Regions from separate parts of the Homo sapiens genome. Here region 2 is linked to region 1. Evidence: chromatin loops called from intact Hi-C (ENCODE). Cell type or tissue: A673. All regions are shown on one strand. Each heading gives the region's core, and the rest is flanking DNA. Links, peaks and the distances in the headings are about the cores only.

Region 1 (5,390 bases), core at 278-5,277:
GGTGCAGCTGAGCAAGGCTACTAGGCATGCCACAATTTCAGAAAAGCAAAATGTCCCAAGAAAAAGTCCCAATATTGCACTGGGATCTGACTTTTAGATGTAGAGAAACACACTTGCCTGATGATCATTTGCATAGAACTGAACACAACACCTAGTAATATCGTTAGTATTGTTATATGAGTTATAGTTGTTATTCATATGCTCAGAGCTCTTGATCATCAGTTTTTTTCCCCCTTAAAACAGATTTTTGAGCTATTTATCCCTAGCTGATTCAGAGGTCATGGAGGTGCCTGGACTTTCCTACATGTCAAGGAGTCCAAGATGCATCATAAATACCCATATTTGAATATGGATTTGGAAATGTCTAAATTTTATCAGAACATTACCTTTGGTTCTGTTATGTCCTTGAACTACATCACTGGAGTTCAAGCAGGATTTGTGTTTCAGATCAGCAAAACATTTCCTTTTCTGAGGCTTTTTCAATTTTGTCTCATTCGAATAATATTAAACTACTTAAAATGTCAACACCAAAAATCCAGCAGTACCTGTAGACTAGATATAAATGCCTATGGAACCACAGATCTGAACAGGTCAGTCCTCCAGGCACCAAGGGCCAGATTTACGTCTATCTCTTGCAGTGACAGTTGGTTCCTACTGGCCTCAAATGTGCAAGCAATTAGACAGCTGTATGTATAATTGGTTTGACATGCTCCGTTTTTTCTTCCAGAGAGAAAAACTTCCTTTAAAAATTTCAAGGATGAATTTTTGATGATATAGATAGCTTTTTGAAATATGATATTTTATCATTTATTTGGATCTAATGGAGATCCAAATAAAAGTGTGATATTTTGAGAAAGTATTAGATGTGTATGGCATCAGATGGTTGGCTTGATCCTTGAATAGAGAACTAGGCTGTTGGAGCCCAGGTCATGAATACCCATATCAAAATCTGCCTGTTTGTTTCAGTCTGTTCTAAAACCTAATGACAACCTAGTACTTAGTATTGTTGGAAAAAAGAATCGTTGATGGGAGGATAGGCAGGGCTAGGTAAGAGAAAAATAAAAAGATTAGTATAAGCCTGTATCTAGAAAACAACTCAAAGCAAATGACCTACCGAAGCCCAACCAGTAGTATCATTTTCACCTACAAACAAGAACTCTTGGAACTTTCTCTTTGTTATTTGGAAAGAAAAACAAAAGTACTAATAATCAAACTCAAGGTTGGATAGCTTTAAGAGTAAGGAAAAAAAGAAATTACTCATGAAGTTAGAACACTGAAGAAATAGAAGTGAGATGGATCACCACAGGAAAATCCTGAATGAAGCAAATGTTTTCTTGAGTACAAGGATGTATAATTTTAGGAAAGATTGAGCTATTTGCCATCTTGCTTATGTATATGTTGTTGGATTTACTTATTATGGATTTTACCACTTTAGTGTCATGGTTAGTGTTAAAGTACGTGGGGTGTGTGTCTAATTGATGTCATGCCTATCCCAGGAAGTCACTAAGGAGCAGCCCTGTCACAACAGCCTCCAAAGGACAGAGAGTGAACCACAGAGGAAATTCGAATGCATGTACAGTGGGTTCCATTACCAGGGAGCCTGAGCTTGGGACAAGAGGAGCTCATCACCACCAGAAAATACTACCAACATGCCCAAGAGTTTGTTTCCCATACTTTTAAAGAAAAAGAAAAATGGATGGTTCTGAAATCACCTGGGTTTGTTTTATTACATTATATCTTCTGGCAAGATCAGTGATGGCAGATGTGATTCAGCAATAGAAGCATGGCTGTACTGGTAGGTTTTTAAAATAAATTCAAGGGCTGTACTTTCTGACTGGCTACCTCCCTGTGGTTTGGCTTTTTAATGGAGTTCAATAGGCTTCATGTTTCTTATTATGATTTCCTTTAAAATCTCTGTATACGATAATGTTTGTGCTACTGGATATTGTTCTAGTTTTATTTAAATGCCACATCTTCAACACAGTATAGTAAAGATGTGCTAATTAAACTCAATCTATTTTACATCAATTAATTCAGACTGTGATCTCTCATCAGATTGCATATGTTAAGTAGGACTTAGGGCTGGTCAACAGATGTAAACTATTCAGAAATGTGGTGAGAAACCAACTCCAATGACAATTCCTGAGCCAGATTTTTTTTTTTACTTGTTCAGATGCTAAAGGATTGTATTTCAGTTCAGCTACATATTGGACATCAGAGAAGGCTACATTTTATGGCTCCCTTGAGTATATGTCAGTTGTAGTTATTTTAATTATTTCTAACATTTAGTTCTCCTGAAATGGCCACCCTTACTTTGATGCTTGCATTGATGAAGGCCATGATCACTGAGCAGCACGGTGCTAAACTGAATGAGAATAGCACAAGGTGACTTTATATACATTACACACATCCCTTCCTTCCAGGAAGCGGTCCGCCTCCCCACCAAAAACACAAGAAAAGCACCACCAAATTTGACTTTTTAATAGACAGTTTCTGCAAAAAAAGCTACACAAAACAGTAAGCATTAAAATTATTAATAGCCCTGTTTCTGTGTTCTTGGGAGACAGTGACAGAGTTTACATGCTAGCGAATCTTGCATACGCAAAGGTCAGGCACTCCATGCCTCAAAAGACAAATCCACGAAAATATGAAGACCACCATATGTAAGACCCAGCATTCCCATCACATCTCTCTAGTGTGAATGTGGGGAAGTTTATTGGTAGAGTGAAGTTTAGAGTTTCACACAGAATTAAGAGGTTTCTTTGAAAAGTCTATATGGTTATGTTCCTAGTGACAGAAAGAGTGATGTCTGAGAGTGAAAAGGCTATGCAAATTACAACTATTCCAAATCAAAGTTGAAGTCCAAAGATCTCTGGCCAATCAAAGGGTTCGTTTCTGCCCCCTGGTGGATGGAGAGGCATTTCCACACGCCCATTATGTTAGTTGTAAAACAGGGACTTCAATGGGTTTTCTGAGAGTAGGTTTCTGAAAAAGACAAACAGTGATGTGGTCAGATTTAACCAATTTTCTTTTAGTGAATGCTTTGTAACAAAGTAAAAACTTAATATGGGCAATTCTGTGCTTCCTCTGTCCTTTAGCATGTGACATGACATTTTTATTGGGGCAAGTGGCTCTGTGTATTATGGTCTTGTGTTACTCTCCACCATGTGTTTCTCTCCATATCAATTTCTTTTCCTTTCTCATCTGCTCATATCCAAAATAGAAGCTAAAAAGAGAAAGGAGACTTCCATCTCCCATTATTTTCTTCCTTGCATTTTTTTTTTCTGGCATCCGTTCTCCTAAGTTTCACTCCTTTTCCTTACCTTTTCCTCCCTGATGTCCATGGTGGTATTTGCTATGCTATGCTTTCAACAGGTGGATGATTTTATAGGACTAGCAACTTACAGTTTTCATTTATTTTCCAGGTCAAATAAAGCAAAAACAATATGAGAACAAATTAATAAATGCATGATAGTATGGCATCCAGAGCGATTTCATGTAGATTTTGCCACCCTTATAGAAGTATTTTTGAGTGTGATAAGCTCTGAAATTTTATAAAATTCTTGCCAAAGGTAAAAATAATATGTAGTGATGACATTCCCTTTTCACAAATGCACATATTGTAGAACCTGTGCCTAGCCACAGGATCTCACAATCTTTTGGGATTGGCAATTCACACAGTGCAAAATCCCATTTGCAACATAGCTTTCCCCAATCCCATGGGATTCATTGTGAGAGCATTTTAATATAATAGTTTTCTTACAGTTGAGAACTCTGGAAAGATAGCCCCTAGTCTAAGACAGAGGAACATTCAGCAGTTGTGATAATGAATTGATAGCATAAAAAAATAGTTTACCTTTTACATTTTTATCCTGCATGTGCATTTCTTACCTACTTTTCTCTACATTTTTGTGATTTCTTCTATTAGAAGGGCACAGGAGCACAGACTTTGGATTGCTACCGCATTCATCTATTTCTTTTAAAGACAAGAACTGGAATCATACTCCTTTAAGAATAATAGGTGTGCCCCTACCCACATCCTAGGAAATCCACTTCACTTCTTCCAACTTGTAATAAAACAACGATTTATGAATATTGTCTCCTTTTTCGGTAGACACCTCTTTTCCCTGCTAAGGGTTGCTTGAAGACAGATCAATGTTCCAATTTAATTAAAGTGAACCCCCAAGGCCCAGCCCCAGCTTTTTTTTTTTTCATTTTTATTTTCAGAAGTATCGAGTTCACAAGAAAGTGATTCTTTCAAAAATGGTACGTACGTTTCCAGGAAGAAATACCAGACGGAGTTCCGTATGCTTGCCTTCCACAGAGAGCTCACACTTCAAAATGTCCAGTGATCTCCGAAAACTGAGCAGACCAAGAGTGTCAGCTTAATTATTGACTAAATATCGATGACAATACTAACATTGACATGTGGACAGGAGGAGTAAGAGATGTGAAAAATACAAAGATGACACAGAAGCCTCGTTGACCCAGAACTAGACCCTTTCCCAACTGTGAACACCAGGCTGGAAAATCATAGATCATTCTTAGAGCAGTCATCACTTTTAAAGACAAAGTTTTGATATAAAGGAGAAAGAATCTCTGCTCTCTATGTTTAGTGGTTATTCAGGGGTTTTGACGTGAACTCTTTCAAGAGAGCCTCCCTTTTGTAATCACCAGGATTTGTGGTTTGCACAAATCTTTTCAAATCTTGTCATCGTCACACATACTTACACATTTAGATCTTTACACAGCTGTAAGTCATAAACAAAAACAACAGAACTTTTTTTTGGGGGGGGGAATAGTTCAAATTAGAGCACACTTCAAATGAAAACAATCAAATGCAAATGAAAAAGTTTAGTTCATGTATAAGAAAAAAGGTGAAGCCAACCAGGTGTGTTTTGCCTGGTTCTTTTTTGTATAAACAGATCGTTTTTTTTTGTATAAACAGATAACTGACTTTTAAACCCGCAGACCACAACATTTTAATTCAGTCATTGTCATTTGGAAAAAAAAAAAAAAGGATGAGGAAAAAGCCACAGACAAATTAGGACCAAAAGTAACCAATTAGGACAAAAAAAAGTAACCAAATTTAGCAATTTAAAAAATTGGCTTTTTTTTGGTAGATGAATTATCCTCATCCGTGATATACATTTAAGAATGAAACTTACATTAGCCCCTTAAAGTGGTCCTGCGACTTTAATTATTCACAAAGTACACAAATTTAATGAGTTTTTAAATATTAAAACTCTTCTCTATTGTCACTACGGTGAGCTCTTAATTTACAGAGCAATTAAGTCAGGACCCTCATTTATCAGGACATGTGCGTTTGTTGAAAATGTAGTCAGTTTTTATTCATTGATGCTATGGAAATACTGAGGTGAAATTAATGT
Region 2 (5,390 bases), core at 119-5,118, 1.1 Mb before region 1:
GATGTAAGAAAATTTGGAATGCTAAATGCAGAACAACAAAAATAAAAAACTCAGGAATTAAAACTCCAAATTGAACCACTCTCTTCCACAAAAGTCACAGAATCTGTTTTGCTGCCAATACATCGTTTTGGACTTTGAAATATAAGGTAAAGTTCAACTATTTTCTTTTATTTTTGTATTAATTTTCTCATCTCTAACTTAGTAGATTCAAGTGTAACAGTTTCTGTAAAACTGAATCATAGCAAGAAATGTAGTATTCAAGTTTCTTGAAATATTCTCAGGATGTCAGATTCATTTAATAGCAAAATTATATCAATTTAAAAAGCAATGGAAATGCAAGAGGAAGATTATATATACACACACACTCACACACACACATTTCTGCATGTGTGAAGAAAAGTTTTCATTTCTATGTAATTTTTTGTTACCAAACCAGAATGGTAGACTCTGCTATTAATTTTGCATTGTCAAATAATTTGTCTCAAGCAAGACTTCTCAAAGTTCTGGAATAACCAACATATCTGGCCATCTGCATGACTTTAAGTCTATGCTCTATCAGATCTCCACATGGACATAATATACAGCAACAAATACTTCTTCCCTGAAAGCCTAGTTTCAAGGGATAATTTATATGTATCCACACAAAAATAATAAAATACTCTCTCAACTCTTTTCATGCTTCAAAAAATTAAGAAAAGAGTAAGCAAAAGTAGTAAAGGAGAAAGTACGTGAAAAGGAATCTATAGCTAGACATCTTTAGAAACGGTATATTACTTTACATTTTAGACATGTTTTATGTTAGCAGATGCTTAATTTCTAGAAGGATTATTAGGTATATGAGAAATCCAGCTTTATAAAGAAATCCTAATGACAACAAAATGTTGCTGTAAAATGATTATCTTGTGTTCCCCCGAAAATATTATTTTATTTTGCTTTTTCAGAAAATATAGACCTGGCATCTGGTTAGGTAACTATTCAAAACTAAACAATTCCACATGGGGTCTATCTTACTGCTAATGCCCACATTAATTCAAAGTCTAGTTTCTTATTTAGGTTGAATCTTTGTCATTACCTCATTACTTAATCTAACAATAGCAATGGGCCACAGGGACCACCCCCCCCCCCCACAAAAAGAGACATCTTTCAATTTTCATTTAAAACAACAGAATATATTACAAGTTAAAATTCACAGGGAAACTTCAGTGTAGAAGGGGGAACAGCATGCATCTGGCCCTGCGAGCTGTTTTTTTTTTTTTTTTTCCTCAAAGGTTATCGGCAATCACTGCTTTCAAAGCCGTTTTCACTGCATTTCAGATGCCAGAATATACTTCATACAGTATTAATAAAGGGTTGCACCAGAATTAATGAAAAGTTTCCATGTTCACATATAATAAAGAAGTACCTAATTAAAGGCATGGTTAAGCCAGAAGTACAGATATTGTCTTTTATATTAATATCTATTATATTTTAGCATTTACTGTGAGCCTCTTCAACTGACTGATGCCTGAAGGGAGAACTAAGAAATCGCTCAGCTGGTGGCTGGCACTGGTCTTGAAGAAAGCTAGTAAGGAACACTTTGCAGCCTTTCAGAGTTTCTCCACCAGCTGTCACCAGCTATGGGTGCTGAAAAGACCCTGTCACTTCATCCAAAGGGATTTACTTGGTCAGAAGGAAAATTTAAATACAAAGCATGCAGCTAAGAAGCCAGAGAAAAGGATTATGAGCGTACAAGCGCACATGTGTATACGACACTAATACATCTTTAGGAAATTTCAGATCCCCAAGGCCAGGATTACTGCCAGGGGCAGGGTGGTGGACCTATGCAGGGACATTTACCACTAGTGTTATTATCTTCCAACTATTCAATGCAACTTTATAGGTCTTTCCCTGAGGCCATTAAAGAAGAAGAAACAGAAAAGAAAAACTGCCATCCCCTCAATGGAGAGCAATAATTCAGGTTTTCTTATTGTTGGGAATCACCTGCATGCAAAATACTCTGTTGCCTTGTGTACTTGGTCTAATTTTCTTGCCCTTGTCCAAATTTACCAATGGGATGCATCTGATTAAGGATGGTAAAAGCAAATCAAAGTATGAGAACTTTTAGGCTCACTACTCTGCACACCAGGAGACTGAGAAGCTCATCCAAAACAAGACAGCAGGTCACTGAAATGGCCACAGCGAGGATGCTTGGGGAGGAGGTGGTGGTGAAAAGCCAGCCCTCTTTGCAGGATAGTCAAGGGCAAGGTTAAAAGTCCCTACGGAGAGTGAGGAAGTGGCAGGAAGAAGCCTACGGAATTGAGGATGCAAAAAAAGAAAAGCTAAAGGTAAAGGTCATTTTATCCAAAGAAGAAGAAAAGAAACACGGTTCAAATGTGGGCACCCAACATTAAAAGTGCGTATTTCCTTGTGCCAAGTGGCAAGGCAGTTGCATCCAATTCATGATAGCAGCAGGTGGCTTGGACAAAGCCTACCCCTCAGAGGAAATTTATACAGCCTCTGGAGCATATTGTTAGCTCCAGGAACGCAGGAAAGGGAGCATTACATAGCCAGCCAGCTGTGTAATTGCCACCAAGGCAGAATCTTGGCACAGGGGAGTGGAGGTTCTCACCCAAGGTGTGTTTTACATACTTTAGCCTCGTTTGGCCTCAAGATGAGGCCAAATAATTGTTAAGGGTATTGGTTTCAGAGGAGAAGACAACCTTGCAGCAGCGACAGAAGTGATAGAATATTGTACACAAGAGAGGAATTCACAGATGGCAAGAAAATTCCCACTCTCAACGATACAGACTGAGAAAAGAGAAGACCTGAGGTAAAGCTGCTTTGTGCAGATTTTAGGAGAAATATGTCAGAAGCTATCATTAGAAGCATTGGTAAAAAGGAGCAAGCTGTCTGGAAGTGCAGTACAAGTTGAAGAGTCTGCCTTTAGATGTCACTACAACCTCACTACTGCATTTCCAAAATTCCCATGAAGAATCAGAATAGTTTGACTCCAGCCCATGTACACTGTACACAGTTCCAGGAGATACTGCATAAGGGTCTTTAAATTTCTTCACAGAGGCTATCATACAGCGGTCCCAGCAAAGCTGATTAGGGAAGCAGCTTGACTCTGCTATAGCCTTTCTGCCACCTCCAAGCTGTTCCCACAGTCACCTTATTCACTGCGGAGGCAGGCCCCCTAGCAAGACTGGAATACAACAAATGCAGATGAGATGAGCCCTCCCCCACTTAAACCGGATGGCAATACTAAGGAACAGCTTAATGTGCACCCACAGTGATTGATACTTCCTCTCTTTCTCTGAGGGGTTGCATTCTAATACACTCGTCTAAAACTAACATTTCTTATGTAGAAATATGGCTTTGCTTTGTTTTTGCTTTTATCCTAGAGGATATCTATCTGAGGATATTTTACCTATCAGATAGATAGGTAGATGATTGATAGGTAGGTAGGTAGATACATAGATAGATAGATAGATAGATAGATAGATAGATAGATAGATAGATAGACAGACATATATCCATACTGCACATTTAAGGAATAATAGCATAACACTTCCAGATTCCTACAAATCCAAAAGGGTCATTTTCTTTTAAACAAATTCACAACAGATTCTTAGGAAAAAAAATAAGCCAGCAGAAATTGAACCGCATCATCTCAGACTTCTTTTGCCTACTTAAAAGAGGTATTTCTGTGGCAATGTGACATTTGTGCTTGAATTATTTTTTCCACAGGAAGGCATTGCAAATGCTCATAATTTAAGAGCCATGTATCCAAGGAAGTCCAACTAACTATTAGACAAAAAACTCACTCTGATAACTGGCATCCAATCTAAAATCTGGGAAAAACTTAGACAAATCAAATATCCAGTGAAAACATTACCAAATGCTGCACGACGCAACTGCCTATACATTTCTAATCAGTATTCATTTCCTGTCCTTAAAATAAACAGAAAACAGATTTCTCCATTTTCCCTAAAATCAATCTTTTGCAGTATCTGTCAGTTGCTTTCACCCAATTAGTATTCTACATTCATTTATTTTCTTTGTAAGTTAATTTTTTTTTAACATACCTTGGCATGGGTGTTTCATTCAATACTTGTAAATGAAATGACAGAAAAACACTGTGTTCCTTTAGGCCCTCAAACTTGTAACTTTGTTAATGAATTGAGATGAATCAAAGATACCTTATTAATTATTGCTTGCCTGGTAGGTTAAGCTTTGGCTTTTCACCTCACTGGCCCAGAGAACAAGATTGCCTTTGGCCATGTCCGAGGGGCTCATTAAGGCATCTCTGGGGAATGAGAAGAAATTGTTAGTGAAAAGCAATGGTCAGTTTCTCTCCCAGAGACCCAGCAGGGAAAGGAAGCCCTCATCAAGGAGAACTAACAAGACTGTGTGTACTACACCTGTAATCAAACTGGCCTGAAAATGCCTGGAGACCACTGTGCTGTCTTTGCGATTTGGGAAGTTATCTGAAAATGCTGAATCCAATCCATAATTGGTATGTGCACGCAATTATAATCCTCCAGATAGCTCAAAAATGTTGCAGTTACAAGCCTCAAGGAGTGGTAAACTTTAACATGCATGGCATAAACTAAGATATTTGATATAATAGAAGAGAAAACTATTCTGGCAGCAGAAAAGTAATTGAATATATGCCTGTTTTTTCTTAATGAGCATAATTATATACAGTTTTTTGACAGCTAGTGGACTACAGTACAGCCAATATTATAGAACATATATTTCAAGTCATTTATATTGTACACATTTCTATATGTCCGTAATTTCTATTCTGCATGAAGTGGAGAGATCTCTCCTAAGTGAGGTGAATCATGGCATTCATTGGAAACAGAGACATGTGTTGCTGCAAGTTTGGAAGGATTAGGGATTGGGAATTCTAGCAATGGAGTCATAATTACCAGCTACTTCATTCACTCACTCATTGTATTAAAAATATTTGTAAAACTTTCAAAATGGCATGTCCCCCAAGATGGTTCTGTAATGAGGCTGCAGAGTCCATGGGTTGATGTGTTGGGTGCACCAACGGAGGTCAGTCAACAACGTTTATTGATTGCTCACTGTGGGCTGAATGCTAGGCTAGGCCAACCTGCTTGTGCAGCACGAAGTGGTATTGGATGTCAATGAAAAGGAAGCCCTGAAATGTCACCAGTCCTTTTTGCTAAGACTGTCACTCTACTGAATATCTTTCTGAACACATCAGATCAAATACATTGGAAAAGAGAGGACATGGCTCCCTATGCATATTCCCATGTATATAAATTTTTCGTAAAGCAAAGTCTCCAAAACTTGTTTCTCAAGGTCAGTGAAGAATAGTACTGTCAATGGTGATAATGCTGAGAAACATGGTGTCTAGCTGCAAGGCAGGCCTAGAA

The links. A loop is a pair of places that touch in the nucleus more often than their neighbours do. Peaks named below come from ENCODE experiments on the same cell type or tissue, not always from the same donor. Only the 100,000 strongest peaks of a DNase experiment are listed, where the experiment ranks them.
Region 2: a loop joins it to region 1, with 7 times the contacts of the local background. A loop is called at or near these places in 2 of 110 quality-filtered maps.

Annotation. Positions count from the first base shown.
Region 1 is chr2:104,409,685-104,415,074 of GRCh38, forward strand. It overlaps LINC01831 (long intergenic non-protein coding RNA 1831), which reads right to left and starts at 4,347. Exons shown (of 2, transcript NR_135589.1): 1 at 4,275-4,347; 2 at 2,468-2,985. LOC124908058 (a long non-coding RNA gene) reads left to right here. Exons shown (of 2, transcript XR_007088675.1): 2 at 1,497-2,028. RefSeq lists an enhancer at 5,206-5,390. In A673, for the core only: a CTCF peak has its summit at 2,923 (motif pointing left); no DNase peak of the experiment used is centred there.
Region 2 is chr2:103,286,362-103,291,751 of GRCh38, forward strand. No RefSeq gene overlaps it. Among named protein-coding and RNA genes, the nearest start is that of LINC01935, 300 kb to the left of the region's middle. In A673, for the core only: a CTCF peak has its summit at 2,927; no DNase peak of the experiment used is centred there.